Linked DNA regions of Homo sapiens: regions 1 and 3 are each linked to region 2. Evidence: read pairs that join two places in POLR2A ChIA-PET (ENCODE). Cell type or tissue: OCI-LY7. All regions are shown on one strand. Each heading gives the region's core, and the rest is flanking DNA. Links, peaks and the distances in the headings are about the cores only. Region 1 has its middle 12 kb from the start of HIP1. Region 2 overlaps HIP1 (huntingtin interacting protein 1). Region 3 overlaps HIP1 (huntingtin interacting protein 1).

Evidence for each region. Peaks named below come from ENCODE experiments on the same cell type or tissue, not always from the same donor. Only the 100,000 strongest peaks of a DNase experiment are listed, where the experiment ranks them.
Region 1: POLR2A ChIA-PET joins it to region 2 with 6 read pairs; 8 of 35 experiments call an interaction of 5 or more read pairs at or near these places.
Region 3: POLR2A ChIA-PET joins it to region 2 with 8 read pairs; 10 of 35 experiments call an interaction of 5 or more read pairs at or near these places.

Annotation. Positions count from the first base shown.
Region 1 is chr7:75,746,434-75,755,047 of GRCh38, forward strand. No RefSeq gene overlaps it. Among named protein-coding and RNA genes, the nearest start is that of HIP1, 12 kb to the left of the region's middle. In OCI-LY7, for the core only: no CTCF peak of the experiment used is centred there; no DNase peak of the experiment used is centred there.
Region 2 is chr7:75,656,248-75,667,616 of GRCh38, forward strand. All of the region lies in intron 1 of HIP1 (huntingtin interacting protein 1), which reads right to left. Among named protein-coding and RNA genes, the nearest start is that of HIP1, 77 kb to the right of the region's middle. In OCI-LY7, for the core only: no CTCF peak of the experiment used is centred there; a DNase peak (open chromatin) is centred at 6,744; H3K4me3 peaks cover 2,218 bases; H3K27ac peaks cover 3,035 bases.
Region 3 is chr7:75,725,337-75,735,695 of GRCh38, forward strand. All of the region lies in intron 1 of HIP1 (huntingtin interacting protein 1), which reads right to left. Among named protein-coding and RNA genes, the nearest start is that of HIP1, 8.4 kb to the right of the region's middle. RefSeq lists an enhancer at 4,411-4,912. In OCI-LY7, for the core only: no CTCF peak of the experiment used is centred there; DNase peaks (open chromatin) are centred at 6,305 and 8,165; H3K4me3 peaks cover 641 bases; H3K27ac peaks cover 4,131 bases.

The DNA of each region.
Region 1 (8,614 bases), core at 180-5,179, 86 kb after region 2:
AGTAGAGACGGGGTTTCGCCATGCTGGCCAGGCTGGTCTCGAACTCCTGACCTCGTGATCCGCCCGCCTCAGGCTCCCAAAGTGCTGGGATTACAGGCATGAACCACCGTGCCCAGCCAGTGCTGTTTCTTCTTAAACTTTTTTGCCCATTTTTAAATTGGACTGTTTGTCTTCTTCTGGAACTAATAAGTGAGTATTTCAGTTGTGGGTTCTTGGACAAGTTGCTGAATGCTTTGAGCCACTTACCCAAAAGTAAATTAGGAAGAGTAATAATGCAAGCTTTCATTCATTCAGCAAACATTCCTTGGGCTCTTACTCTGGAGGAGGCACAATACTAAAAAGATTATACATTTACTGTTTGGTCATGGATACATGTGTTTTTTAGAAAGCACATCCTCACTTGAGCCCAGGAGTTCGAGGCCATCCCGGGCAATATGGTGAGACCCTATCTCTACAAAAAGCAAAAATATAGCTGGGTGTGGTGGCAGGTACCTGTAGTCCCAGCTACTTGGAAAGCTAAGACAAGAGGATTGCTTAAGCCCAGGAGTTCAAGGCTGCAGTGAGCTATGATTGTCCCACTGCACTCCAGCCTGGGTGACAGAGCAAGACCCTGTCTAAAAAAACAAACAGGCCAGGCACAGTGGCTCAAGCCTGTAATCCCAGCACTTTGGGAGGCCGAGGTGGGCAGATCACTTGAGGTCAGGTGTTCAAGATCAGCCTGGCCAACATGGTGAAACCCCTCTCTACTAAAAATACAAAAATTAGCCAGGCGTGGTGGCATACACCTGTAGTCCCAGCTACTTGGGAGGCTGAGGCAGGAGAATCACTTGAACCTGGGAGGCAGAGGTTGCAGTGAGCCGATATTGTGCCATTGCACTCCAGCCTGGGAGACAGAGCAAGACACAGTCTAAAAATAAATAAATAAGAATAAAAATAAGATAAATAAAAAACAAACAAAAAGCACATCCTACACAAGAAAGTAAGTGCCAGAAAGGCCAGGTGCAGTGGCTCACACCTGTAATCCCAGCACTTTGGGAGGCTGAGTCAGGCAGATCACCTGAGGTCAGGAGTTCAAGACCAGCCTCGCCAACATGATGAAACCCTGTCTCTACTAAAAATACAAAAATTAGCTGGGCGTGGTGGCGCACATCTGTAATCCCAGCTACTTGGGAGGCTGAGGCAAGAGAATTGCTTGAACACGGGAGGCGGAGGTTGCAGTGAGCCAAGATCGTGCCAGTGCACTCCAGCCCTGGCGACAGAGCCAGACTCTGTTTCAAAAAAAAAAAGTAAGTGCTAAAATAGAATGATGAGAATGCCATGTTTCTCCAGATGTTTGGGGGATTAAACAAGAAGAGCATCTCATTTATTCAAAAGTATATTTCTCAAGGCCAGACACGGTGGCTCATACCTGTAATCCTAGCACTTTGGGAGGCTGAGGTGGATGGATCACCTGAGGTCAGGAGTTTGAGACCAGCCTGGCCAACGTAGTGAAACCCATCTCTACCAAAAAATACAGGTGGCGTGCACCTGTAATCCCAGCTACTTGGAAGACTGAGGCACGAGAATTGCTTGAACCTGGGAGGCAGAGGTTGCAGTGAGCTGAGACAGTGCCAGCGCACTCCAGCCTGGGTGGCAGAGTGAGACCCTGTCTCAAAAAAAAAAAAAAAAGATATCTGTCTGTATTTGCATGTATGAATGTGAAAAAAGGATAAAGTGGCCGGGCGCGGTGGCTCACACCTGTAATCCCAGGACTTTGGAAGGCCGAGGTGGGCGTATCACAAGGTCAGGAGATCGAGACCATCCTGGCTAACATGGTGAAACCCCGTCTCTACTAAAAATACAAAAAAATTAGCCGGCCGTGGCGGCAGGCGCCTGTAGTCCCTGCTACTGGGAAGGCTGAGACAGGAGAATGGCGTGAACCCGGGAGGCAGAGCTTGCAGTGAGTGGAGATCGCACCACCGCACTCCAGCCTGGGCGACAGAGCGAGACTCCGTCTCAAAAAAAAAAAAAAAAAGATAACGTTAGATCTAAAAATACTGACTTGTAGGGATGTCCATGAAATTTGAAAATTGTCAAGTGAAAAAGCAGGAAGTTGCAGAGTAGAGTGAATAGAATGATTCTACTTTGATAAAAACAAGCAAAAGAAAAATCCCATATAGCTGTATATATCCTTTTGTATGTGAAAGAATACACACACACACACACACACACACACACACACACACACAAGGCATGGAAGGATATAATCCCAGATGCTAGTTTTGGTTATAAGATGGAAGGAGGGTTTATATACAGAGGTTATTGTCTTTATATATACTTTAAAAATAAAGGCAGAAAACATAAAGATAAAATAGTTAACAAACACAGAAACAACAAAAACACACCCAAAGAAACAGCTGAGCGTGATGGCCCACATCTGTAGTCTCAACTACTTGGGAGGCTGAGGCGGGAGGATCACTCGAGCCCAGGAGTTCAAGGCCAGCTTGGGCAACATAGCAAGACCCCGTGCCTAAAAGAAAAGTACTCTCAGCTTATTACTAGCTAGTGTATATCAGGAACTCCAAGACTGAAAGCTGTATTATCTAAAGTCTTTGCCAGATCCTTTAAAAAAAAAAAAAATAGAGACAGGGTTTCACCATGTTGCCTAGGCTGCTCTCAAACTCCTGGGCTCAAGCAATCCTCCCTCCTCAACCTCCCAAAGTGCTGTGATTACAGGTATAAGCCACTGTGCCCGGCAAGTCTTTGCCAGATCTTGAAATGTTCATGTCAGTACTCAAAGTATTAATTGTGTGTGTCTGTCTGCACATGCAGGTGTGTATAGAAAGAGTCAGGGTAGATTGGAGACAAGGGTGGTGCTCAGTAACGGGGCAGCAGAGACCTGCCAGGAGTGGTCTTGGGTGCCCCATACCTTTATTTTTTTATTTTTTATTTTAATTTTTATGTATGTTTATTTTGAGACTGTGTTTCATTCTGTCACTCTGGCTGGAGTGCAGTGGCAAGACCACAGCTCACTGCAGCCTCAACCTCCTGGGCTCAGGTGATCCTCCCACCCCAGCCTCCTGGGTAGCTGGGACCATAGGCATGCACAATCCCCCCGGGTAATTTTTTCTTTTTTATGTAGCTACAAGGTTTTGCTATGTTACCCCAACTGGTCTCGAATTCCTGGGCTCAAGCAATCCTCCCGCCTAGGCCTCCAAAGTGCTGGGATTACAGGGATGAGCCAACGCGCCTGGCCCTATTTTTTTATTTTTTAGACTAGTCAAGTGGAGTAGTGAGAAGGCATTAAACAGTAGAACAAGGCCAGGCGCAATGGCTTATGCCTATAATCCCAGCACTTTGGGAGGCGGAGGCAGGTGGATCACTTGAGGTCAGGAGTTTGAGACCAGTCTGGCCAACATGATGAAACCAGGTATCTACTAAAAATACAAAAATTAGCCGGGTGTGGTGGTGCACCCCTGTATCCCAGCTACTCGGGAGGCTGAGGCAGGAGAATCGCTTGAACCCAGGAGGTGGAGGTTACAGTGAGTGGAGATCATGCCACTGCACTCCAGCCTGGGTGACAGAGTGAAGTAAGACTCTGTCTAAAAAAAAAAAAAAAAAAGCTGGGTGCAGTGGCTCATGCCTGTAATTCCAGTGCTTTGGGATACCGAGTTGGGTGGATCACCTGAAATCAGGAGTTCTGAGACCAGCCTGGCCAACATGATGAAACCCTGTCTCTGCTAAAAATACAAAAATTAGCCAGGCATGGCGGTGGTCGCCGTTAATCCCAGCTACTTGGGAGGCTGAAGCAGGGAGAATTGCTTGAACTCATGAGGCAGAGGTTGCAGTGAGCCAAAACTGCACCACTGCACTCCAGCCTGGGTGACAGAGCAAGACTCTGTCTCAAAAAAAAAAAAAAAAAGGAGTTTGATCTGTAACTGACTATGAACAATCAACTGAGATAAGAGGTAACTCAGCTACCTTCGGACCAGCCTGGCACCCCATTCCTCTATGGGTTGAACCAGGAGCTGGGGCAGAATCTGAAACTGGAGCCAGGAGCTGCACCAAGTCAGGAGCCAGGGAGGCAGGAACTGAGCCAAAATGGGAAGCCCAGCCAGACAGGCAGCCCACAAGCCAGGAGTAGGGAGACAGCTCGGAATTGGCCCAGGTGATGGATGGGATCAAGTGTCCGCAGGACAAGTTGATCTCATCCTACACTAGCAAAATAATGCCATGGCCCAAGATGAGGCATCCTTTGAGGGAAAGATACAAGATCATTTGTGGACAAGCTGAGTTTCAAATGCCACACAGAGATGGCCATCAGGCAGTGGGACCATCCAAAGGGTTGTCAGAGCTGTCAGCTTAGTGTCACCCTCATAGAGATGACAGATGAAGCAGTGGGCCTCGATTAGAAGAGAGAAGGGGGGCTGGGTGTGGTGGCTCACGCCTGTAATCTCAGCACTTTGGGAGGCTGAGGTGGGTGGATCACCTGAGGTCAGCCTGGCCAACATGGCGCAACCCCGTCTCTACCAAAAATACAAAAATTAGCTGGGCGTGGTGGCGGGCACCTGTAATCCCAGCTACTTGGGAGGCTGAGGCAGGAGAATTGCTTGAATCTGGGAGGCAGAGGTTGCGTGAGCTGAGATTGCACCACTGCACTCCATCCTGGGCGACAAGAGCAAGACTCCATCTTAAAAACAAATAAACACTAACTGATAGGGATATAAGTCAAAATAGGAAAAAAAAAAGTGGATATCTCTGGGATATCATATGTCTCCCAGGATATAAACTGGAACTCAAGCAGTAAGCATGACTGAGTGGAAAGTGGCATGAAGTTATCTTCTAAGGAACTACAATGTTGCATATCTTCTGTGATAGTAACATGGGTATATAACTATGTAATGCTTCTTCAGGCTATACACTTAAGATTAGTATACTTCATATACTTTACAGGCTGGGCGAAGTGGCTCACACCTGTAATCCCAGTACTTTGGGAGGCCGAGGCAGGTGGATCTCTTGAGGTGAGGAGTTCGAGACCAGCTAGGCCAACGTGGCGAAACCCCGTCTCTACTGAAAATACAAAAATTAGCCAGGCGTGGTGGCTCACACTTGTAATCCCAGCTACTCAGGAGGCTGATGCAGGAGAATCACTTGAACCCAGGAGGTAGAGGTTGCAGTGAACTGGGATTGCCTGGCGACAGAGTGAGACTCCGTCTCAAAGAAAAGAAAAAAGAAAGAACTTTGGGAAGCTGAGACAGGAGGATCACTTGAGGCCAGGAGTTTGAGACCAGACTGGGCAACATAGTGAGATCACTGTGTCTACAAAACATAAAAAAAATTAGCTGATGCTGGTGGCTACAAATTTTTTTTTTTGAGATGGAGTTTCACTCTTGTCATCCAGGCTGAAGTGCAATGGTGCAATCTCGGCTCACTGCAACCTTCGCCTCCCGGGTTCAAGTGATTCTCCTGCCTCAGCTTCCCGAGTAGCTGGGAATACAGGGATGCACCACCACGCCCAGCTAACTTTTTTTGTATTTTAGTAGAGATGGGGTTTCACCATGTTGGTCAGGCTGGTCTCGAACTCCTGATCTCAAATGATCCACCTGCCTCGGCCTCCCAAAGTGCTGGGATTACAGGTGTGAGCCAACATGCCTAGTCGAAAATTTTTTTTAAATTAGTAGAGTGTGTTGGCACATGCCTGTAGTCCCAGCTACTCTAAAGGCTGAGGTGGGGGGATCACTTGAGTCTGGGAAGCCGAGGCTGCAGTGAGCTATGATCACACTGCTGCACTCCAACTTGGGCAACAGAGCTGGATGCTATCTCAAAATAATCTTTTTAAAACAAATAGTTATCTAAGGCTAATAACAACCAGTAAAAGCAGTCTCTGGCCAGGCACTGTGGCTTGCATCAGTAATCCCAGCACTTTGGGAGGCCAATGCAGGAGGATTGCTTGAGGCCAGGAGTTTGAGACCCGCCTAGGCAACATAGCAAGACCCCATCTCTACAAAGAATAAAAGAAAAAATTAGCTGGACATGGTGGTGCATGCCTGTAGTCTCAGCTACTGGGGAGACTGAGTTGGGAGGATCACTTAAGGGCAGAAATTTGAGGCTGCAGTGAGCTATGATTGTGCCATTGTGCTCCAGCCTGGGCGACAGAGTCAGACTCTACCTCTAAAAAAAAAAAAAAGGTTTTTTTTTTTTTGAGGCAGTCTTGCTCTGTCACCCAGGCTGGAGTGCAGTGGTGCGATCTTGGCTCACTGCAACCTCCACCTCCTGAGTTCAAGCGATTCTCCTGCCTCAGCCTCCTGAGTAGCTCGGATTACAGGCATGTGCTGCCACACCCGGCTAATCTTTGTATTTTCTTTAGGGTGGGGGGACGGAGTCTTGCTCTGTAGCCCAGGCTGGAGTGCAGTGGCATGATCTTGGCTCACTGCAACCTCCGCCTCCTGGGTTCACGCCATTCTCCTGCCTCAGCCTCCCAAATAGCTGGCACTACAGGTGCCCGCCACCATGCCCAGCTAATTTTTGTATTTTTAGTAGAGACGGGGTTTCACCATGTTAGCCAGGATGGTCTCGATCTCCTGACCTCATGATCCGCCCTCCTTGGCCTCCCAAAGTCCTGGGATTACAGGCGTGAGCCATCGCGCCCGGCCTAATCTTTGTATTTTTAGTAAAGATGGGATTTTGCCATGTTGTCCAGGCTGGTCTTGAACTCCTGACCTCAGGTGATCCGCCCGCCTCGGCCTCCCAAAGTGCTGGGATTACAGGCGTGAGCAAAAATTTGTTTAAAAATTCCAAATAGTTCTCTAAGGCTAATAACAACAAACAAAACCAGCCTCTTTCACTTCCCGTCCTTTCCTCTCCTTTCCTTTCCCCTACCTCCCCTCTTTTGTCTGACTCTCACTTTCCAGAGCAGCCCTGGGAAATCTTTATTATTATTATTATCATTATTTTAAAATAGAGACGGGGTCTTGAAATCCTGGGCTCAAGCCCTCCTCCCACCTCGGCCTCCCAAAGTGCTGGGATTACAGACATGAGCCACAGTGCCCGACCTAAAAATAAAATTCTAAGTCCTCAACAAACTCAACCCCTGTTGGCCCAGGAAACCCCAGAGAAAGCTTGGAGGCTGAGTTCACAGGCCGTGACAGGAAGAGAGATCAGACACAGCTCATTATCCCCACTCCCTCACTAACTACCATTAGACTTTCTTCCCTAGGGGCTAAACGGAAACCAGCCCTTTCAGTTTTTCATTATTACCAATAATGTCCCTTACTAGCTCTTCCTCACAGATACGGAACAAAGACAAGATGAGATTCATCCCTTCTGCACCTCTCCCCAAGACACCTGCCTTCTCTATTCCCTTTACCTTCAAATGCACACCTTATCTTATGTAAAATGTAGACTCACTGGGCACAAGTAGGCAATCACTCATCTCATTGCCACCACCCTACCTTTTCCTTTTTTTTTTTTTTTGAGATGGAGTCTCAGTCTGTCGCCAGGCTGGAGTGCAGTGGCACGATCTCGGCTCACTGCAACCTCCAACTCTCAGGTTCAAACGATTCTCCTGCCTCAGCCTCCCGAGTAGCTGGGATTACAGGCACGCGCCAACACCCCCAGCTAATTTTTGTATTTTTAGTAGAGACGGGATTTCACCATGTTGGCCAGGATGGTTTCACTCTCCTGACCTTGTGATCTGCCCGCCTTGGCCTCCCAAAGTGCTGGGATTACAGGCGTGAGCCACCGCGCTCAGCCTTTTTTTTTTTCTTTTTTTACAGTCTCGCTCTGTCACCCAGGCTGGAGTGCAATGGCATGATCATAGCTCGCTGCAGACTCAATCTCCTAGAGTCAAATCGATCCTCCTGCTTCAGCCTCCCAAGTAGGAAGGACTATAGGTACATGTCACCACGCCTGGCTAATTTTTTTTTTTTTTTTTTTAGAGACGGAGTCTTGCACTGTCACCCAGGCTGGAGTACAGTGGCACAATCTCAGCTTACTGCAACCTCCACCTCCTGGGTTGTGTGAACTGTAATTGTGCCACTGCACTCCAGCCTGGGTGACAAAGCAAGTCCCTCTCTCTAAAAAACGGGGAAAAAAAATGCCAGGTGCGGTAGCTCACGCCTGTAATCCCAGCACATTGGGAGGCTGAGGCAGGCGGATCACCTGAGGTTGGGAGTTTGAGACCAGCCACCCCAACATGGTGAAACGCTGTCTCTACTAAAAATACAAAAATTAGCTGGACGTGGTGGTGCATGCCTGTAATCCCAGCTACTCGGGAGGGAGGCTGAGGCAGGGAGAATCGCTTGAATCCAGGAGGCGGAGGTTGCAGTGAACCGAGATCACACCACTACACTCTAGCCTGGGTGACAGATCGAGGGAAAAAAAGGAAAAAAACAAGAGCTGACACGGCAATGGAGTTGTTTTTTTTTTGTTCTTTTTTGTTTGTTTGTTTGTTTGTTCTGAGACGGAGTCTTGCTCTGTTGCCAGGCTGGAGTGCATTGGCACGATCTTGGCTCACTGTAACCTCCGCCTCCTGGGTTCAAGGGATTCTCCTGCCTCAGCCTCCCGACTAGCTGGGACTACAGGTGCGCACCACCACACCCAGCTAATTTTTGCGTTTTTAGTAGAGATGGGGTTT
Region 2 (11,369 bases), core at 3,951-8,950:
GTGAAATAGACCAAATCTATATATTTATCAGAATTTAGTTTATAATAAAGGTGGCATTTCAAATTAGTAGGGAAAGGGCAGGCTATTCAGATGGTACCAAACAGTGAGAAGAAGTTCTCACTCTGGGGGAGAAACATCCTAGCTTGCGTAAGGAGCCAAAGGCACAAAGCAAAACTATAAACTTAGAAAAAAAAAAAAAAGAAAATATGTTTCCAACTTTAGTATTGAGAAGATCTTTTTGATTTTTGAGATGGAGTTTCATTCTTGTTGCCCAGGCTGGAGTGCAATGGCATGATCTCGGCTCACCGCAACCTCTGCCTCCTGGGTTCAAGCGATTCTCCTGCCTCAGCCTCTGGAGTAGCTGGGACTACAGGCGTGTGCCACCACACCTGGCTAATTTTATATTTTTGGTAGAGACGGGGTTTCTCCATGTTGGTCAGGCTGGTCTCGAACTCCCGACCTCAGGTGATCCGCCTGCCTCAGCCTCCCAAAGTGCTGGGATTACAGGCGTGAGCCACTGCGCCTGGCTGAGAAGACTTTGTTAAGCAAGATATAGAATGACTAAACCGTAAAGAAAAATATTTGTCCTGCAGTGGTACAAGTCTCTGAACAGGACAATCTGGCAGGGTCTAATAAATTTCAAATATACACATAGTCTGACCCCCTGGGAATCTATCCTAGAGGAATGTTCCCACAAGTTCACAATGAGCCACGTTCAAGGACATTCCCTGAAGCACTATTCCCAAGGGAAAGGCAAAAACAACTTGAATGTTCCAGCAATAGTAGAAAGTTGACCCGGCAATCCCATTACTGGGTATCTACCCAAAGGAAAATAAATCGTTCTACCGAAAAGACATATGCACATGTATGTTTATTGCAGCACCATTTACAATGGCAAAGACATGGAATTAACCCAGGTGCCCATCCATGGTAGACTGGAGAAAGAAAATGCAGTACATATACACCATAGAATACTACGTAGCCATAAAAAGAACAATATCAGCTGGGCATGGTGGCTCACGCCTGTAATCCCAGCACTTTGGGAGGCCGAGGCGGGCAGATCACCTGAGGTCAGGAGTTCGAGACCAGCCTGGCCAACATGTGAAACCCTGTCTCTACTAAAAATACAAAAATTAGCCAGGCATGGTGGCAGGCACCTGTAATCCCAGCTACTCGGGAGGCTGAGGCAGGAGAATCGCTTGAACCCGGGAGGTGGAGATTGCAGTGAGCCGAGATCCCGCCATTGCACTCCAGCCTGAGGGACAAGAGACTTTGTCTCAAAAAAAAAAAAAAAAAGCAATTAAATTTAAAAAAAAGAACAATATCATGTCCTTTGCAGCCACATGGATGCAGCTGGAGGTTATTTTCCTAAGTGCATTAAACAGAAAAGAAACAGAAAACCAAATATTGCACATTCTCACTCATAAGCGGGTGCTAAACACTCAGTGCACAGACATAATGCTGGGAAGAATAGACCCTGGGGACTCCAAAAGGCAGGAGGGAAGGAGGGGGAGAAAGGCTGAAAAACTACCTATTAATATTGGGTATTATATGGGCGATGGGATCATTTGAAGCCCAAACCTTAGCATCACACAATATATCCATGCGACAAACCTGCACATGTACCCCCTGAATCTAGAATTTAAATACACACACACACACGCACATACACATTTAAATGAAGAAAAATAAAATTAGGATGCTTTTGTACTAAGAAATACTATGCAGTAGTTAAAAAGAATGTGGTTGATCTAAAAATACCAACAGAGAAAAATTTCAAAAATTTCAAAAACAAACTCTACACCCTGGGACACTCCAAAAGGATTTACTTGCTGGCTTACCAATCTCTTCCTCATATTTTTTTTAGACAGAATCTTGCTCTGTCGCCCAGGCTGGAGTGCAGTGTTGTGATCTCGTCTCACTGCAGCCTTCACCTCCCGACTTCAAGCGATTCTCCTGCCTCCCCAGTAGCTGGGATTACACGCATCTGCCATCACACCCAGCTAGTTTTTGTATTTTTAGTAGAGATGGGGTTTCACCATGTTGGCCAGGCTGGTCTCAAATTCCTGACCTCAGGTGATACCCCCCAACCTTGGCCTCCCAAAGTGTTGGGATTACAGGCGTGAGCCACTGTATCCGGCCTCTTCTTCATTTTTTGAAGGAATTCTGGAGGGTGGAGAACAAATCTGCCCAGCTTCAGGACTAGTTTGTGGAGGTCATCTGAAGAGCTGCCAGAATTGAGAAAAGGATTGGAATGTCCTCCCAGCAGCTGAATTTTGCGGGCAGGAAAGGAGGCACAGAGGTCGCTGGGTTTGGGTATTGGCATGTGTGCAGTGGCGGCCAAGGGAGAAAAAGAGGCAGGAAAAAGGCTGTTAAAACAGCAGGAGGCCAGGCGCCGTGGCTCATGCCTGTAATCCCAACACTTTGGGAGGCCGAGGTAGCAGGATCACTTGAGCCTAGGAGTTCCAGACCAGCCTGGCAACGCGGCAAAACCCTGTCTCTAGAAAAGATTAAAAAAAAAATCACCTGTAATCCTAGCTATTCAGGAGGCTGAGGTGGGAGGATCATCTGAGCCTGGGGAGGCTGCAGTGAGCTATGATTGTGCCACTGCATTCCAGTGTGGGTGACAGAGTGAGACGCCATCTCAAAAAAACCACACACATACACACAAAAACAAACAAACAAAGAAAAAACAGGAAGAAAGCAAACTAAGGCAGGACTATGTGAATGTGAAAAGGGCCAGGGCCTACCAAGTACAGTGAAATTCCAATGACTCGCCAGTCATTCACCAGGTGGAAACACATCAAGTGACATTGACGTGTCCTCACACACTGCTTTGGGTCATTTTGTCTCGTCCTACTTCTGGCCAGTCCCAGGGTTGAAAGCTTTATGGCAAACCAGAGCAATCTTGCAAATGGCTTTCCCCCAAATCCTGAAGCCTGCAAAAATGTTTGGCCTTGGGCTCACTAGGTGTCCTAGCATCCCCCACGCTGGTGCCTATAAGACTCCCCTTCTTCTAGCTCCTTCCCAGCTCAGTAAGGGGAGGGAATGCCCATTGCCAGACATGCATCCTTATCTTTAATATTCACAATGCTTTGTGGCAACTACTGTTATTAGAAACATAAGCAGGGCCGGCCATGGTGGCTTACACCTGTAATCCCAGCACTTCGGGAGGCCAAGGTGTGTAGATCACTTGATCGAGATCAGCCTGGCCAACCTGGCAAAACCCCGTCTCTACAAAAAATACAAAAATTAGCCAGGTATGGTGGCGCACGCCTGTAATCCCAGCTACTCGGGAGGCTGAGGCAGGAGAATCGCTTGAGCCTGGGAGGCAGAGGTTGCAGAGAGCCAAGATTGCGCCACTGGACTCCAGCCTGGGTGACAGAGCGAGACTCCATTTCAAAGAGAAAAAAAAAGACAGAAAAAAAGAAAGGTAGGCAAGAACAAGACTAGAAACAGGATCAGACCTGGGGTTACTTGCCTCAAAAACTCACGGTCTTCCTCTTAGCAGATGCTGCTAAGAAAGCATTTTATTGGGTACCCACCATATGCGAGCACTTTTAAGTGCTCCAAGGGATGTAAAATAACTCAGGTTCTGGCCTGGGGGTGGTGGCTCACACCTGTAATCCCAGCACTTTGAGAGGCCGAGGTGGGTGGATCACGAGGTCAAGAGATCGAGACCATCCTGGCCAACATGGTGAAACCCGGTCTCTACTAAAAATACAAAAATTAGCTGGGCATGGTGGTGCGCACCTGTAGTCCCAGCTACTCGGGAGGCTGAGGCGGAAGAATCGCGTGAACCGGAGAAGCGGAGGTTGCACTGAGCCGAGATAGTGCCATTGTACTCCAGCCTGGCAACAGAGCAAGACTCCGTCTCAAAAAACAAAACAAAACACACAAAAAAACTCAGGTTCTGGTGTCAAGACAGCCTAAGTCTACTGCCGAAGTATTTAAGATACGATACGTGGTAAAAAAAAAAAAAAAAAATGGCAGCATGGGCCTGGAGCAGTGGTTCATGCCTGTAATCCCAGCACTTTGGGAGGCTGAGGTGGGTGGATCACTTGAGGTCAGGAGTTTGAGACCAGCCTGGCCAACATGGCAAAAGCCCGTTTCTACTAACAATACAAAAATTAGCTGGGCATGGTGGTGTGCACCAGTGGTCCCAGCTACTTGGGAGGCTGAGGCAGGAGAATTGCTTGAACCCACGAGGCAGAGGTTGCAGTGAACCGAGATTGCACCACTGCACTCCAGCCTGGGCAACAGATTGAGACTCTGTCTCAAAAACGAAAACACACACAAAAAAGGCAGCATGATTACTTGATTGGTAAGAGAAGCATTACCAGAATGCTACAGAGGTTAAGAGCAGGGAGGGAATGCAACCGGTAGACAGGATCAGCAAAATACTATCAAGACGAATAATGTTTGGGGCATATGAAAATAGTAAAGGCACGTGGTTTGTTGGCCTCCTTCCAGCTCTTTCCATCGTGCCCTGAGGAATCCCTCTTGCCATTACAAAAAAAGAAAAAAGCAAACAATGACAAAAAACCAACAATACCGCCAAAGCAACAAAGAACCCCCTTCATCCTCAAAGCCCTCAGCACCCTCTCTCCATCTCTTTGTTTATTATTATAGATAATGGGGAAAGCATAAAGAGGGAAGAGGACCAAAGACATAGCATCGGGGAAGGCCTGCATTTAGGGTGGGAAGAGCAGTCACTGCAGGCAGCAAAAAAAATCAAGAGACACCAAGTAGCCGGCGTGGTGGCTCACGCCTGTAATGCTAACACTTTGGAAGGCCGAGGCGGGAGGATCACTTGAGCCCAGGAGTTCAAGACTAGCCCGGGCAACATGGCAAAATCCCGTCTCTACCAAAAATGCAAAAATTAGGTGGTGTGGGGATGCCCTCCTATAGTCCCAGCTACTCAGGAGGTTGAGAAGGGAGGATCACTTGAGCCTGGGAGGTCAAGGCTGCAGTGAGCCATCTTTGCATCACTGCACTCCAGCCTAGGTGACAAAATGAGACCCTGTTAAAAAAAAAAAAAAAGGCCAGGTACAATGGCTCAGGTCTGTAATCCCAGTACTTCGGGAAGCCAAGGCAGTCGGATCACCTGAGGTCAGGAGCTTGAGACCAGCCTGGCCAACATGGTGAAACCCCGTCTCTACTAAAAATACAAAAATTAGCCGGGCGTGGTGGCGCACACCTGTAATCCCAGCTACTGAGGAGGCTGAGGCAGGAGAATCACTTGAACCCAGGAGGCGGAGGTTGCAGTGAGCCGAGATCATGCCGCTGCACTCCAGCCTGGGCAACAGAGCGAGACTCCATCTCAAAAAAAAAAAAAAAAAAAAAGGGAGGGACAACAAGTAGAAGATAAGGGCAGTGAGGGGCCCTGAAAGAAGGGGGAGTGGGTCCAGTCCTGCCGAGATCCCCAAGGATGCGAAGCAGGGAATGGGGAGCAAAAGGTGCTACAAGTGCTGTTAGGTCCTGATGTCATCTTGGGGGCAGCTACAGCAGAGTAACGCAGGCCTAAGTCCAAATGTGTGCCTTGGAGCCACTGGGGGAGGATGGGCAGTGGGAGGTGGTGAGAGGGATTTCTCTTTGGGAAAGGCTGGTGGTGAAGGGCAGGGAGTCACAGGAAGTTCCCCAAGAGTGTGGAAAAATCCAGAGGAGGCAATCAGGCTTTTAAGGATGGAGAAGATTTGCATATGGTGGGAGGCAGAAGGAACGGAGTGAAGAGGAAGCGCAATGGGAGAGAGATGGATGAGTGGACAGGGTCTCTGAGGAGGGGTGGACTGGAGAGTGGGTGCGTGAGTGAGCCACAAGGGGTGAAGGTGGAGGGGAGGGAGGAGGGGAAGGAGGGGGCGTAGCTGGCGATGTCATGGGGGATGAAATCAGAGATGATGAGGAGGCTCACACTGGAGGGTCTCCACTATTTTTGTTTGTTTGTTTGTTTGTTTGAGACAGGTTCTTGTTCTGTCACCCAGGATGGACCACAGTGGTGCGATCACAGCACATGGCAGCCTGGAACTCCTGGGCTCCAGTAACCCTCCCACCCCAGCCTCCCGAGTAGCTGGGAGTACAGACCTGCACCACCACGCCCAGCTATTTTATTTGGTAAAGATGAGGTCTTGCTATGTTGTCCTAGCTGGTCTCAAACTCCTGGTCTCAAGCAATCCTCCTACCTGGGACTCCCCCAGTGCTCAGACTACAAGTGTGAGCCACCATGCCTGGCTGGAAAGAGGCTTTTATTTATTTTATTTTATTAACTAATTTATTTTTGAGACAGCGTCTCGCTCTGTCGCCCAGGCTGGAGTGCAGTTGCGTGATCTCAGCTCACTGCAACCTCCCTCTCCCAGGTTCAAGTGACTCTCCTGCCTCAACTTCCCTAGAAGCTGGGATTACAGGCACACACTACCATGCCTGGCTAATTTCTGTATTTTTAGTAGAGACGGGATTTCACCATGTTGGTCAGTCTTGTCTCGAACTCCTGACCTCAAATGATCCATCCTCCTCAGCCTCCTGGAGTGAGCCACGGTGCCTGGCCTGGAAAGAGGTTTTTAAAGGTTAGAGGACACGAGGGCCTGTTTTTAAGCTGAGAGGAGGAATAATTATTGAAGATATGAAAGAGAATGGGGACAGGGACAGAGCAAGTTCTCAGAGGACACCAGCACAGGTGGCTAAGATCCGAGCTGCTTCCTGCAGCGTCACCACACCGGCGACCCATGCTGAGGCTTCCTCAATGAAAATCCCCACCTTTTTTCTACATGAACTGCTGCAAGCCACAGTTGCCCATCTGATATTTGCATGCCTGTGAGTTTCAGATGTAACTACAAGAATTTACACTTATCCTAATTACGTTTCATAAACTGTCTTTATGATCATCTGTTCTGGTACAACGACCAAGAAAACATTCAGTGGGTGGTTTGGCAAGTTCTGTTTTGAATCAGCTGTGCACCAGGTGTGTGCCAGGCCAGTAGGAAGATCCCGGACAGCGTCTTTGCTCTCCAGATGTCTGTAGTGTAAGTGGGAAGGAAAACTCAAAGACAGATCATTTAAACAAATATAATGTCCAGACCAGGAGGGGTGGCGTACACCTATAGTCCCAGCTACTCAGGAGGCTGAGGTGGGAGGATCGCTGGAACCTAGGCAGTCAAGGCTGCAGTGAGCTATGATTGCACCACTGCACTCCAGCCTGGGTGACAGAGTGTGTCATCCTGGCGGCACTGCTCCTACCCCTACAGCAGGCGAGGCGGACTGATGTAGGAGGCAGATGGTCAATTCAGGGTGTTTGCCAGGGGACAGGAGCAGATCTGAGTTTTTGATGCATCACTGACCTCTGTGCAGGGACAGCTCTGAGGATGGCCAGGGTGGAGACTGGGATCAGTGAAGAGGGTACTGCCAGTTCTGGGTGTACTAGATGAGTCCTGACCATGAGCAGTGAAAATAGGAAAGAGATGAGAGAACAGAGCCGCCAGGGAGTATTTAGGAGGTAAAACCCAGCAGGAGACGGGAATGGAAGGGAGTGGGAGGGGAGTGGAGTAGTGAGTGATAATTTGACTTCTAGTTTTCTGACTCAGCTAATCAGTAGAGCAACGGTCCTGCTAAGGCAAGATTACAGGGGATCAGAACACAGGGAGGTGTCAGCCTCTAGCAGGGGAACAGCTACCTTCCATTATTTTATGTATGTGTGTATATATATATATACACATATATGTGTATATATATATACACATATATGTGTATATATATACACATATATGTGTATATATATACACATATATGTGTATATATATACACATATATGTGTATATACACATATATGTGTATATACACACACATATACACACATATGTGCATACATACATGTATGCATATATGCACACACATGTGTGTACATACATACATGTATGTGTGTATATTTACATACATATATGTACATACATATATACACACATATACATATGTATATATACATATATTGTGTGTGTATACATACACATACTATATACACACATATATGTATACATACATATATACACACATATATGTATGTATATATGTATGTATATGTATACATACACATGCATATATATGTGTGTATGTATACGTATACATACATATATACACATACATATGTGTATGTATACGTATACATACATATATACACATACATATGTGTGTGTATACATATACATACATATATACACATACATATGTGTGTGTGTATACGTATACACACATATATACACATACATATATATGTATGTGTATGTATACGTATACATACATATATACACATACATATATATGTATGTGTATGTATACGTATACATACATATATATATGTATAGGGAGAGAGAGAGAGAGAGAGAGACAGGCAGACGGACAGACAAAGTCTTGCTCCATTGCTCCATTGCCCAGGCTGGAGTGCAGTAGTACAATCTCGGCTCACTGCAACCTCTGCCTCCCAGGTTCAAGCAATTCTCATGCCTCAGCTTCCTGAGTAGCTGGGATTACAAGCATGCACCACCACGTCCGACTAATTTTTGTATTTTTAGTAGGGTTGGGATTTCACCATATTGGCCAGGCTGGTCTTGAACTCCTGGCCTCAAGTGATCTGCCTGCCTTGGCCTCCCAAAGTGCTGGGATTACGGGCGTGAGCCATCATGCCCAGTCCAGATACTTTCCATTTCAACAGAGGGAAAGAAGAGACTAATTTGGGCTCAAATACACTGAGATGTCTGGTTGGCTGGGTTTGGTGGTTCGCACCTGTAATCCTAGCTCTTTGGGAGGCCAAGGTGTTCGAAACCAGCCTGGGAAATATAGTGAATATAGTGAGACCCTGTTTCTACAAAAAAAATTTAAAAATTAGAAAGGCATGGAGGTGCACACATATAGTCCCAGCTAGTCAGGGGGTTGAGGGAGGAGGATTGTTTGAGGCCAGGAGTTGGAGGCTACAGTGAGCTATGATCAAGCCACTGCACTCCAGCCTGGGTGACAGAGCAAGACCCTATCTCTATAAAAAAATAAGAACAATTAAAACAAAATAAAGGTCTGGCTGCAGGAAGCAGAGGGCATTTCCATCTGATAAATTTGATTTTCTGTGTGAAATTAGGAGGGATGGAGTTGTAGCTTGGAGGGGCAGGAAGGTTTGAGGTAGTATCTGTGGAGAGAACCACGTGGGGCACAAAAGGGCCACTGAGCAGTGTTGAAGGTCCAGTGGGATGTGGAGGCCATCCTGTCTTGTGGCTTTGCTAATGGTATCTTTTCTCATACTAAAGCTTCTCATTTTTCCGTAGTCATTTTTTTTTTTTTGAGACAGTCTCGCTCTGTCGCTCAGGCTGGAGTGCAGTGGTGTGATCTCAGCTTACTGCAACCTCCACCTCCTGGATTCAAGTGATTCTCCTGCCTCAGCCTCCCCAGTAGCTGGGATTGCAGGCATGCCATCACCATGCCTGGCTAATTTTTGTATTTTCAGTAGAGACGGGGTTTTGCTATGTTGGCCAGGCTGGTCTCGAACTCCTGGACTCAAGTGATCCGCCTGCTTCGGCCTCCCAAAGTGCTGGGATTACAGGCATGAGCCACTGCTCCTGGCCTTTCCATAGTCAAATTTATCAACTTTTCCATTATAGCTTGTAGGTTTGTGGTATGCTTTAGGAAGCCTTCCTTTTATATGGCAATGTGAAAAAAACCAACAAAACAAAACAACTGGGCAGGCCTGTATGTATGGACTGAAACAATATCCAAGATCTATGTTACTCAGCGAAATACCACTGCAGACCCACACAGACGATATGCTTGCAGTTGCACAGAGGTGGCTGCCTCTGCAGAGAAGGACCAGAGGCTGGGGGATGTGGGATGAACTGGTCACCCTCTTGTATGGTAGATTTTTTTTTAATCATGCTTTATTAATTAATTAATTAATTAATTTTATTTTTTTTTGAGATGGAGTCTCCCTCTGTTGCCCAGGCCGGAGTGCAGTGGCGTGATCTCGGCTCATTGCAACCTCTTCCTCCTGGGTTCAAGCGATTCTCCTGCCTCAGCCTCCCAAGTAGCTGGGATTACAGGTGCATCATCACCATGCCCGGCTAATTTTTGTACATTCAGTAGAGACAGGGTTTCGCCATGTTGGCCAGGCTGGTCTCAAACTACTGACCTCAGATGATCCACCCACCTCGGCCTCCCAAAGTGCTGGGATTACAGGCGTGAGCCACCGTGCCAGGCCCATGCATTATATATTTAAAAAATAGATACAATCAATAAAAGAAAATTACAAAGAAAGACAAAGGACAAGAAGGCTGTGGGTCAATAGCGACACCGATATTCTCCACTGCGTGGTCTTCTACAGCAGCATTCAGGAAACTGGGCATGGTGGACCCAAGGTTAGATAGAGCGGGTGTTACTGAAGTCACAGGGCAAGGGAGATGCGAGAAGGATGGAAGGCAAGGACGCTGCTTGTCCAATGGGAGAAAGTACGGATGTGTTTCAGACACGGAACAGTTCCCGACCCCAAGAACGCAGATCACCTGGGACCAGAGGAAAGAAACTAAGGTGCTAAAAGGTTAAATAATTTACAAGGGCACACACACCTACCAGAGCGTTTTGTTCTGGCTCCAGGGCCTAATTAACCTTCACCGTTATGCGACGCTCCATTTCACAAAATCATACTAAGCAAAAAAGCAGGACACGAAACCATTTATATAGTATGAGCACAGTTTTACGAAAAGGGTTATAAATATATATATGTATATATGTGTATATATATTTATAGGTGGTGTATGTATAGGCAGACACTGGAAAGAAATATGCTCAAATGTTAAGAGTGGTTATGAGTGGTGATTTTTAAAACTGTTTTTCTAGACTTTCTAAAATTAACATTAACATAATTAACAGGAAAAAAATGTTATTTAAAATAGCCACTGGGATGGGCAAGAATCAAAGACATTCTATAAAAATAGACTTTCTGGGAAAAGGTACCCTGGCAACATACCCTGAGAATTTGAATAAATAAAAAGTACTTTACTTGATTCATGGAGTGATAATGGAAAGAACATGAGATTTAGAAGACCTGGATTCAGGCTTCTTAGAAAAGTGTTAACTCACTAAGCCTCCATTTCCTTATATAAATATAGGCATGAAAATAGCAAAACTTGTTTCACAAGGCTGTTGTTGTAGAGACCAAGACAGATATTTCAAATGAAAAAATTCTATAAACCAAACTGTGTTAGTTTAATATTATTTATTCATTTATTGAAAATGGAGGCAGGGTCTCCCTCTGTCACCCAGGCTGGAGGGCACTGGTTCAATCATAGCTCACTGCAGTCTTGAGCTCCTGGGCTCAGGTGATCCTCCCATCTCAGCCTCCCAAGTAG
Region 3 (10,359 bases), core at 3,745-8,744, 69 kb after region 2:
GTTTTTTTCTTTTAAGTTTGTATTTTGAAATATAAAGAACACTGCACAAAACCGTATTGCTTAATGAATTATCAAAAACCATTACCGAGGCTAGCAGAACGCTAGCAGGGTCTCAGAAACTCCCTTTCCCCACCCTCCCAATCACCAACCTCCCCTGCACCCAAAGATAACTTTTACTGGTCTTTTATGAGAATCACTTCCTTTTTTCTTTACAGTTTTACTATCTAAGCAAGCAAATTGAAGTATACAGAAAATGTCCTTTTGTGTCTGCCTTTTTCTTCACTCAACATTCTGTTTGCAGCGTTCATCCGTGTTGTTGAATGTAACTAAAGTTTATTTTCATGGGTGTATAGTATTCTGATGAAAGACTATATTATGTATACATCCATCTACTGTTCACGGGCTTTTGGTGTGTTTGCAGGTTGGGACTATTATAAAATATGATTATGAATATTCTTCTAAATGTCTGTGGGTGCATGTGCTATGCATTTTTTTTTTTTTTTTGAGACTGAGTCTCACTCTGTTGCCCAGGCTGGAGTGCAGTGGCACAATCTCGGCTCACTGCGTCTCCATCTCCCGGATTCAAGCAATTCTCCTGCCTCAGCCTCCCTGTAGCTGGGATTACAGGCATGTACCACCATGCCCAGTTTTTGTTTGTTTGTTTGTTCGTTTGTTTGTTTGTAGTTTAGCTGAGACGCGGTTTTACCATGTTGACCAGGCTGGTCTGGAACTCCTGACCTCAAATGATCTGCCTGCCTTGTTATCACAAACTGCTAGGATTGCAGGCGTGAGCCACCGCGCCCAGCTGTGCTTGCATTTCTGTTGGATATATAACTAGCAGTGGTATGGCTAAATTACTGAGGATGCCTGTCTTTAGTTTTAGCATAACACTAGACATTATCCAATGTGGTTGCCCCAGTTTACAGTCCCACCTGCAGTGCCTGGGCATTTTTTTTTTTTTCTTTGAGACGGAGTCTCGCTCTGTCTCCCAGACTGGAGTGCAATGGTTCGGTCTTGGCTCACTGTAACCTCTGCCTCCCGGGTTCAAGCGATTCTCCTGCCTCAGATTCCAGAGTAGCTGGGACTACAGGCACATGCCACCACACCTGGCTAATTTTTTGTATTCTTAATAGAGACAAGGTTTCACCTTGTTAGCCAGGCTGATCTCGAACTCTTGACCTCGCGATCCGCTCACCTTGGCCTCCAAAAAGTGCTGGGATTACAGGCATGAGCCACCATGCCTGGCCGGGCATTTTTATCACCCCACGTCCTTGCCAATGCTTGGCACTGTCAAGTTTTCTTTTTTTAATATTTTTAATTTCAGCCATCCTGATGGGCATGTAGAGGTATCTCATTAAATGTTTTTCTTTTTTTTTTTTTTTTGGTAGACAGAGTCTCGCTCTGTCCACCAGGCTGGAGTGCAGTGTACGATCTCCATCTCGGTTCACTGCAACCTCCGCCTCCCAAATAGCTGGGATTACAGGCACGCCCCACCATGCCTGCCTAATTTTCATATTTTTAGTAGAGATGGGGTTTCACCATGTTGGCCAGGCTGGTCTCGAACTCCTGACTTCGGGTGATCTGCCCAACTCAGCCTCCCAAAGTGCTGAGATTACAGGTGTGAGCCATTGTGCCTGGCCAGTACCTTATTAAATGTTAATTTGCATTTTCCTGATTGCTAATGAAGCTGCACACCATTTCATAAGTTTATTGGCCATTTGTTTATCCCCTTTCATTAAGTATCTCCTGCTTATTTTTTTTTAAATTAAGTTTGTCTTTTTGTTTGTTTTTGAGACACAGGTCTCACTGTGTCACCCAGGCTGGAGTGTAGTGGTGTGATCATGGCTCACTGCAGCCTTGACCTCCCCAGGTCCCTGGCATCAGTCTCCTAGGCCGAGTAGCTGGGACTATAGATGTACACCTAAGTTTTTGTATTTTTTGTACAGGCGGGTTTTCACCATGTTGCTTAGGCTGGTCTCGAACTTCTGGGCTCAAGGGATCCGCCCACCTCAGCCTCCCAAAGTGCTAGGATTACAGGCATGGGCCACAGTGCCTGGCCTTTTCTTTCTTTCTTTTTTTTTTTTTAAAGTTTTTTGTTTGTTTCTCTTAAATTTTTTACATATTCTGGATATAGGCCCTTTGATAATTATGTGTGTTGCAAATATTTTCTTCTGGGAGGAATTTTCAGTGTCCAAATAAGTCAACCAGAAAAGACTTAGAAAAATAAGGCTGGGCGCAGTGGCTCACGCCTATAATACCAGCACTTTGGGAAGCCCAGGCGGGTGGATCACCTGAGGTCAGGAGTTCGAGACTAGCCTGGGCAACATGGTGAAACCCCGTCTCTACTAAAAATAGAAAAATTATCCGGGCATGGTGGCATGTGCCTGTAGTCCCAGCTATTCAGGAGGCTGAGACAGGAGAATTGCTTGAATCCAGGAGCAGGAGGTTGCAGTGAGCTGAGATTACACCACTGGATTCCAGCCTAGGTGACAAAGCGAGACTCCATCTCAAAAAAAAAAAAAAAAAAACTTAGCAAAATAAATGTCTGTACCTTTTCTAAGTCACACATATCTAAGCCACTGACCCGGCTTCCGCTTTAAAGGGAGATACAGAAAGAAAGTATAAAATTTGGGGCCAGACAAGCCAGGTTCAAACCTCAGTTCTGCCACTTCCTGAGTGCTCTCAAACAAGTCTTTTAATCTCTCTGAGCCTCAGTGTCTGTATTTGAAAACTGACCACAACCATCTACTGCATGCTTGCTCTGTGGCTTCAAAGGAGTAATGTGTCAACATGCCTTTAAACGATAGTGTTACTTGTGTTAAACACAAGCCATAGGCCACACTGGCTTCCTGAGCTGTCTTGTGGCAGTATTAGCAGAGGCAGCAGCAGCAACCTTTCTGATCCAAGAAAAGATGCCATTCTCTCTTCCTCTGAGCCAGCAGACACCTTAAATCACGGTCCCTCTCCCCTCACAAGTCCTGCCCACACACTGGGAACAGAGCTCCTCCCTGGCTGCCCAGGCAGGAAAACAGGAAACAGCCACCACCCTGCCGGGAGGTGGGGCTGACAAGTTCTCTTTCCCAGGTGGGCATCTCTCCAGGTCATCAACCCTCCTTGATGCAGGAGGAGAGCTGGCTGCCAGCCCACTGCACAAGGCTGTGCCCGCTGCCACACCCAGGTCTCCGCCACACCTCGCCTTGAGGCAGTGGAATAAGTGGGCCAATGAATGGGGAGCAGAAAACAGTCTTCATCAGTGCCTTGCAGAAGTGCCAGAGGGGGAACCCTTTCAGTGCCCAAGTGGGGCAGGGAATCTGATCTCCTGGGCCATAGGGACACGCCCCATCCTTCTTAACGTGCAGCACCAACCCTTTATTTTTATTTTTTTTAATCTTCTTTTTCAGAGATGGGGTCTCTGCACTCCAGCCTGGGAGACACAGCGAGACTCTGTCTCAAAAAAAAAAAAAAAAAAAAAAGGACAGGGACCAGGGACCAGGGACGAGGGACCCTGATGGTGCCATATCAGGCAGGGTCTCAGAGAAGGCAGCAAAAGTTTTTGAAAAAGGGCAGTTATAAAAGTAGTTGTCAGTGAAGGGGGAGTATGGTGGGGGGAAGTGGGGTGAAAAACTACCTATGGGGTACTATGCTCACTACCTAGGTGACAGGATCATTCATACCCCAAAACTCAGTGACATGCAGTTTACCCATGTAACAAGCCTGCGCATGTACCATCTGAACTTAAAAGTTGAGGAAAAAAAGTGTAGAGGAAACAGAAGAAAAAAAAAAACCAAAATTCTAACAAGTGAATAAAAATAAGAAACTAGAACAGGAAAAAAAAAAAAAGAAGAAGCATTGTTGGGCCAGGTGCAGTGACTCAATAATCCCAACAATTTGGGAGGCTGAGGCGAGAGGATCGCTTCAGGCCAGGAGTTTGAGACAAGCCTGGGCAACGTAGTGAGATCTTGTCTCTGCAAAAAAAAAAAAAAAAAAAAAAAAAAAATTAATTAGCTGGGTGTGGCAGCACATACCTGTAGTCCCAGCTGCTCAGGAGGCTGAGGTGGGAGAATCACTTGAGCCCAGGAATTCGAGGCTGCAGTGAGCTATGATCGCATCACTGCATTCCAGCCTGGGCAACACAGCAAGACTCTATCTCTTAAAAAACAAAAAAGCGGCCGGGCGCAATGGCTCACGCCTGTATTCCCAGTACTTTGGGAGGCTGAGGTGGGCAGATCACCTGAGGTCAGGAGTTCGAGACCAGCCTGGCTAACATGGCAAAACCTAGTCTCTTCTAAAAGTACAAAAATGAGCTGGGCATGGTGGCAGGCGCCTGTAATCCCAGCTACTCAGGAGGCTGAGGCAGGAGAATAGCTTGAACCCAGGAGGCAGAGGTTGCAGTGAGCCGAGATCGCGCTACTGCACTCCAGTCTGGTTGACAAGAACGATACTCTGTCTCAAAACAAAACAAACAAACAAACAAAAATCACAGTGTTGGATTTGAGGGACACTGTCCAGAACAGGTGATTTAGAGGGCAGGCAGGATGAGATGACAAAAATCCAGGCAAGATGTAATAAGAGCAGGAAATGCAAGATTCACAGGATGAATGGGTGAGACAAGTCTCACAGAGGCACTCAACAGAATGCGGCTGTGAGGGCAGGAAGGAGGGAGGGCTCAGAACTGACACCAGAGAGAAGGTGGGGACCATTGTCCTGCCATGGGGCCGCCCGAGGGGGTACAGTTGTCCAGTGGGAAGTGGTCACTCAGGCTGGGAAGTCAGGAGGGAGATGTGGGGAGTCAGTGCCACAGAAGTGAGAACAGAAACCATCAGACAGAGGTGAGGGCAAAGGAAGTGGACAGGAGGTAAAAGAGAAGTGGGGTGAGGACAACGCCTTGGGGACCCCAAGCATAAGGAGGAAGAGAGCAGAGGGTGCCAGGCAGTGACAGAAGGACAAACAGAGAGCATAGCTATCAACCCCTGAAAGCCTCAATTTCCTCCTCTGTAAAATAGGATTTTTTTTTTTTTTTGAGACGGAGTTTCGCTCTTGTTGCCCAGGCTGGAGTGCAATGGCGCGATCTCAGCTCACTGCAACCTCTGCCTCCCGAGTTCAAGTGATTCTCGTGCCTCAGCCTCCCAAGTAGCTGGGATTACAGGCGCACGCCACCACGCCCAGCTAATTTTGTATTTTTACCAGAGACAGGGTTTCTCCATGTTGGTCAGGCTGGTCTTGAACACCTGACCTCAGGTGATCCACCCGCCTCGGCCTCCCAAAGTGCTGGGATTACAAGTGTGAGCCACCGTGTCCAGCCTAAAATAGGAATTATAATTCATACATGTGTTGCAAGGATCGAAAAGGGTGGCTCATGTAAGGCCTTTACCATTTGCACACAGTATGTGGGCAGTAATTTTTTTTTTTTTTTTGAGACAAGGTCTTTCTCTGTTGCCCAGGCTGGAGTGCAGTGGTGTGATCTCGGCTCAATGCAACCTCCCCACTTTCCGGGTTCAAGCGATCCTCCTGCTTCAGCCTCCCGAGTAGCTGGGATTACAGGCATGCACCACCACGCCCAGCTAATTTTTATATTTTTAGTAGAGAATGGGTTTCACCGTGTTGGCCAGGATGGTCTCGAACTCCTGGCCTCAAGTGATCCGCCCGCCTCAGCCTCCCAAAGTGCCAGGATTACAGGCATGAGCCACCATGCCTGGTCAGTAAATGTTGACGATTACCATTACCATCACTGGGAAGAAACTCAGGACAGTACAAAACCAGGGACCAAAAGAAAGCTCTTAACTTCCTTCTTAAGTTTTCAATACCCACTAAAGGAGCAAGGTTGGGGAGATAGAAGGGTACAGAAGTTTAAGAAGCCAGTTCTGGGCCAGGCGCAGTTGCTCCCGCCTGTAATCCCAGCACTTTGGGAGGCCAAGGTGGGCGGATCACTTGAGGTCAGGAGTTAGAGACCAGCCTGGCCAACATGATGAAACCCCGTCTCTACTAAAAATACAAAAATTAGCTGGGCATGGTGGCGCACGCCTATAATCCCAGCTACTCCTGAAGCTGAGGTGAGAGAACCACTTGAACCCAGGAGTCACATATTGTAGTGAGCCGAGATGGCGCCATTGCACTCCAGCCTGGGTGACAGAGACTCCAACTCAAAAAAAAAAAAAAAAAAAAACGCCAGCTCTGATTGTCAAGTAAATGGAAAAATGGGGTTCACGAGCAGCTCTCCTTGCAAGAAGGCACCTGCTCAGACTTCAGGCAAGGGGTGACTTCTTTGTGCACCTGCTCCAGAAGCAGAAGGGGTGGGGCGCCAGGTTCAAGGCTCAGGGTGCTACACAGCCTGGCTCTGAGCATTTGCATTCCTAAAGAACAAACCTGACACAGATGCTTCTTACCTGCAGGAAGCAGGCTTAGGGCCATCTTGGTTTTCTGAGTATAACCAGAACCAACTGAGCCACCCAAAGTCCGTGGGGTGCCAGGGGTGTGGGAACCCATCAGGACCCACGGTCACCATCTTGATTGCACATGAGAACCACCTGGGACTTTACAAAATGTCAATGATCACCCCATACCAATGAGACAGAATCCTTATGCAGGGGGCCCAGAGAAACAGTATTTTATTTTTTCAAAGAGCTCTCCAGCCAGGGTTGAGAACCGCAGATCCTTCTAGCCCAGCCCTAAAATTTTTTAGCTGCTGAACTAAGGCTGAGCATCTGCTTAAGATCATGAGCAAGAGGGCAGAAGTACCCGCAACGTAAACATGAAAAAAAGGACTTTGCCATTTGGTTGTGAAGTCCTGGCTTCTCGGTTCACTCGCTGTGTGACCTTGGACAAGTCACTTAGCCTCTCTGAGCCTGAGCTATTAAAATGAAATCATAGATATAAATCACCCAGCATGTTCCTGGTACCCAGCAGGCCCTCAATAAATATTTGTTTCTATCTCTTTCTCTCTAGGATCTAAGGCTCTTCTCAACGCAGGATGCATTAAGATCCTTTGCTCTGACGTATGCGCTATCCACCGACTTTTTTTGTTTGTTTCTGGCTTTTTTTGTGTTGTTTTTCCTTTTACAGGGTCTGGCTCTGTCACCCAGTCTGGAGTGCAGTGGTGTGATCACGGCTCACTGCCGCCTCAACTTCCTGGGCTTAAACAATCGTCCTGTCTCTGCCTGCCGAGTAGCTGGGACTACAGGCAGCACCACCATGCCCAGCTAATTATTTGATTTGATTTGATTTTTTTGTAGAGACAGGGTCTCGCTATGTTGCCCAGGCTGGTCTCGAACTCCTGGGCTCAAGCCATCCTCCCGCCTCAGCCTCCCAAAATGCTGGGATGATAAACATGAGCCACTGCGCCCGGCTCACCCAAAGAGATTTTGACTCTCTAAAGGTTTGTTCCCCACTCTGTGTCTTTTCCTCTAATCCCAGAACTCACCTACTACAGAGCACTGTTGCTCAAACATCAGCGTACACAGAGTACCCAGGGCTGTGGTGAACACGACAAGTCCTGATTCAGTAGTTCTGGGTGGTGCCCAACATCCTAATGGCCCTGGTGATGCTGGTGTTTCGGGGCCTGACCACATCAGAGCCCCAAGGCTTGTCCAGGAGCCCCGCAGTGGCCAGTCTGCCTCCCTGCTGACTCACGAGCCCCCCAGAGCCGGTCTCTTTATCTTACTCATCTCTGTGTCTCCTCCACGGTATGTGCTCACTAAACGGATGTTGAAGAAATAAACAAACCATGGAGAAAACCATTTTCCAGCTAAGTAAAAACAGACTATTTTATTTGTCCTGTGATTGACAGCCCTCCTGGCTGATTCCAGAATTGCCCTCTTGGCTGGTGGGAGGACAGTGTGGTCGAACGGGCCTGACACTTGGAACCTGGAGTCCTGGTTTTGAATCCTGGCCCTTCCACTCACCCGTGGGATGACCCTGGGCACGTTACCAAGCTCTTTGAGTCACGATGTCCTCATCCATAAAATGAAAATGATAATGACTGACCACCGTGTGGTCCCAATGATGGCTAGAAACATGCTTTATAAACTGTAAAGTACTCCTGATAAGGTCTCCTTATTACGGCTGGGTTTTCTTTTCTTTTCCTTTCTTTTCTTTTTCTTTTTTTTTTTTTTTTGAGGGCAGGCAGTACTTTTCACTTCCCTAAAGCTTGAAAGTGGCTTGTGATGGATTGGGTGGGGAACACACCAAGGGTCTGGTTGGAGATGGGTGCAGTGGCTGGGCCATGAGGCAGGTCAGTGGTGCCTCCTCTGGCAGTGACAGTGGCCAGGTGAAATGTGAGGATGGTGCAGGAGAGTTGAGGAGGCAAGGCTTCCTGGAGGAGGCTGGCAGGAGTAGGTATGCAAGGCTGGTCTGAGGGTATAGACGCCAGGACAGAAGAAGGCAGGCAGAGCAGTGAGAGTCTTTTGATGGGCATGTGGCCAGGCTCTAGACTGGGTATGCGGGAGGCAAGGCTAGACCAACAGCGACCCTGGAGCATTATAAGAAAACAAGTAATTATAGGCCGGGCACGGCGGCTCACACCTGTAATCCCAACACTTTGGGAAGCCAAGGCGGGAGGACTGCTTGAGCCCAGGAGTTCAAGACCAGCCTGGGCAACACAGCAAGACCCCATCTCTACAAAAAAAATTCTAGGCCAGGAACGATGGCTTATACCTGTAATCCCAGCACTTTGGGAGGCTGAGGCAGGCGGCTCACCTGAGGTCAGGAGTTCGAGGCCAGCCTGGTCAACAAGTGAGACCCTGTCTCTACTAAAAATACAAAAAATTAGCCGGGCGTGGTGGCGCTCGCCTGTAATCCCAGCTACTCGAGAGGCCGAGGCAGGAGAATCACTTGAACCCAGGAGGCGAAGGTTGTAGTGAACCGAGATGGCGCCACTGCACTCCAGCCTGAGCAACAGAGTGAGACTCTGTCTCAAATAAATAAATAAATAAATAAATAAATAAATAAATAAATAAATTTTAAAGATCAGCTAAGCATGGTGGCATGCTCCTGTAGTCCCAGCACTCAGGAGGCTAAGGCAGGAGGATCACTTGAGCCCAGGAGTCCCAGGCAAAACTGAGCTATGATGGTGCCACTGCACTCCAGACTGGACAATAGAGCGAGACCATCTCTTACATAAAAATAAATAAAGTAATTATTAATATATCCTGTGGCCCAGGGCTGAACTACCCACCTAGGCCCAGGGTTCCCTTGCTGACCCCATTCACCACTAACCATGAGCTTCAGGATGCAGGCAAGAGCAAGACACAGACCTGCCCTCAATAAGCTCAGTGTTCAATGGGGGCCACAGAGAGAAATGATGCCAGCACAAGGTCACAGGAACTAGGAGAGGTCACCAGCCCTGCTATAGTTCAGAGGAGGGAGTGGCCAATTTTGCCTCTCTGTCTACCCCAGCCAATGAGTCTCCACTGCACCCGCTGGGAAGTTTATCTGCCTAGTCTAGATGTCTCTTTATTTATGTTCTTCTGTCACTGGAATGCCCCATCCCCTCCTCCACCCAGCAAGCACTAACTCATGCTACAAGATGTGCTTCAGTCCTCGGGGAGGGCTCCCAACCCCAAAGCCTGTGCTTTATCCACGTGCTCTTGGTAATTATCCCATTACCTAGTACCACATCTATCCCTCTAAGGAAGAGTTAATCACAGCCTGCTTGATTGCTCACACTTCTGCTGTCTCGGGTTCGTCTCCCCAGTCAGATTATAACAATAATCACTGAACTAGTGCTCCACAGTTTACAAAATGCCTTCAGGCATATTGGGCTTAATTGAATCCCCACAATAAATCAGCCAGGTAAGTATTATGTTTATTTGACAATAAGGAAACCGAGGCTTAGAAAGGTTAGACAACTTCCCAGAGACCACAAGGCCCATGTACATGCCCAGCTGTAAGCCTCAAATGCCTTCTAACTCCAATGCCAGCATCTGCTCAGTACTCAGAGGCTGCCTGAGGCAGTGGGTAAAGGTTGAGACCGTTTCCAGCTGTGTGACTTCTGGTGAGTTACTTAACCTCTCTGTGCCTCAATCGTCCTGAGAGTAAAATGTGGCTGATACCCACCTCATCCGTTCTTGTCAAGATTTAAAAAGGTAATACAATGATGTCCTTAGAATACTGCCAAACACAATAATTAGTTAGTTATTATTATACCTTGGCTGATTCTCATGGTCTCCTAACTCATTAAATTTTTTCTAATTCATTTTTTATATCTCATAATACATTCTTCCCCTTTTTTCCCTTTGCTTACCAAGCTCTGCAACCTCATAATACATTTGATAGGTAGTCATTAAACAAAATAATTTTTTTGCAGATTGACTAACGTTGGGTTTAGGGCTGTTCTCTTTTCTTTTCTTTTCTTTTTCTTTTTCT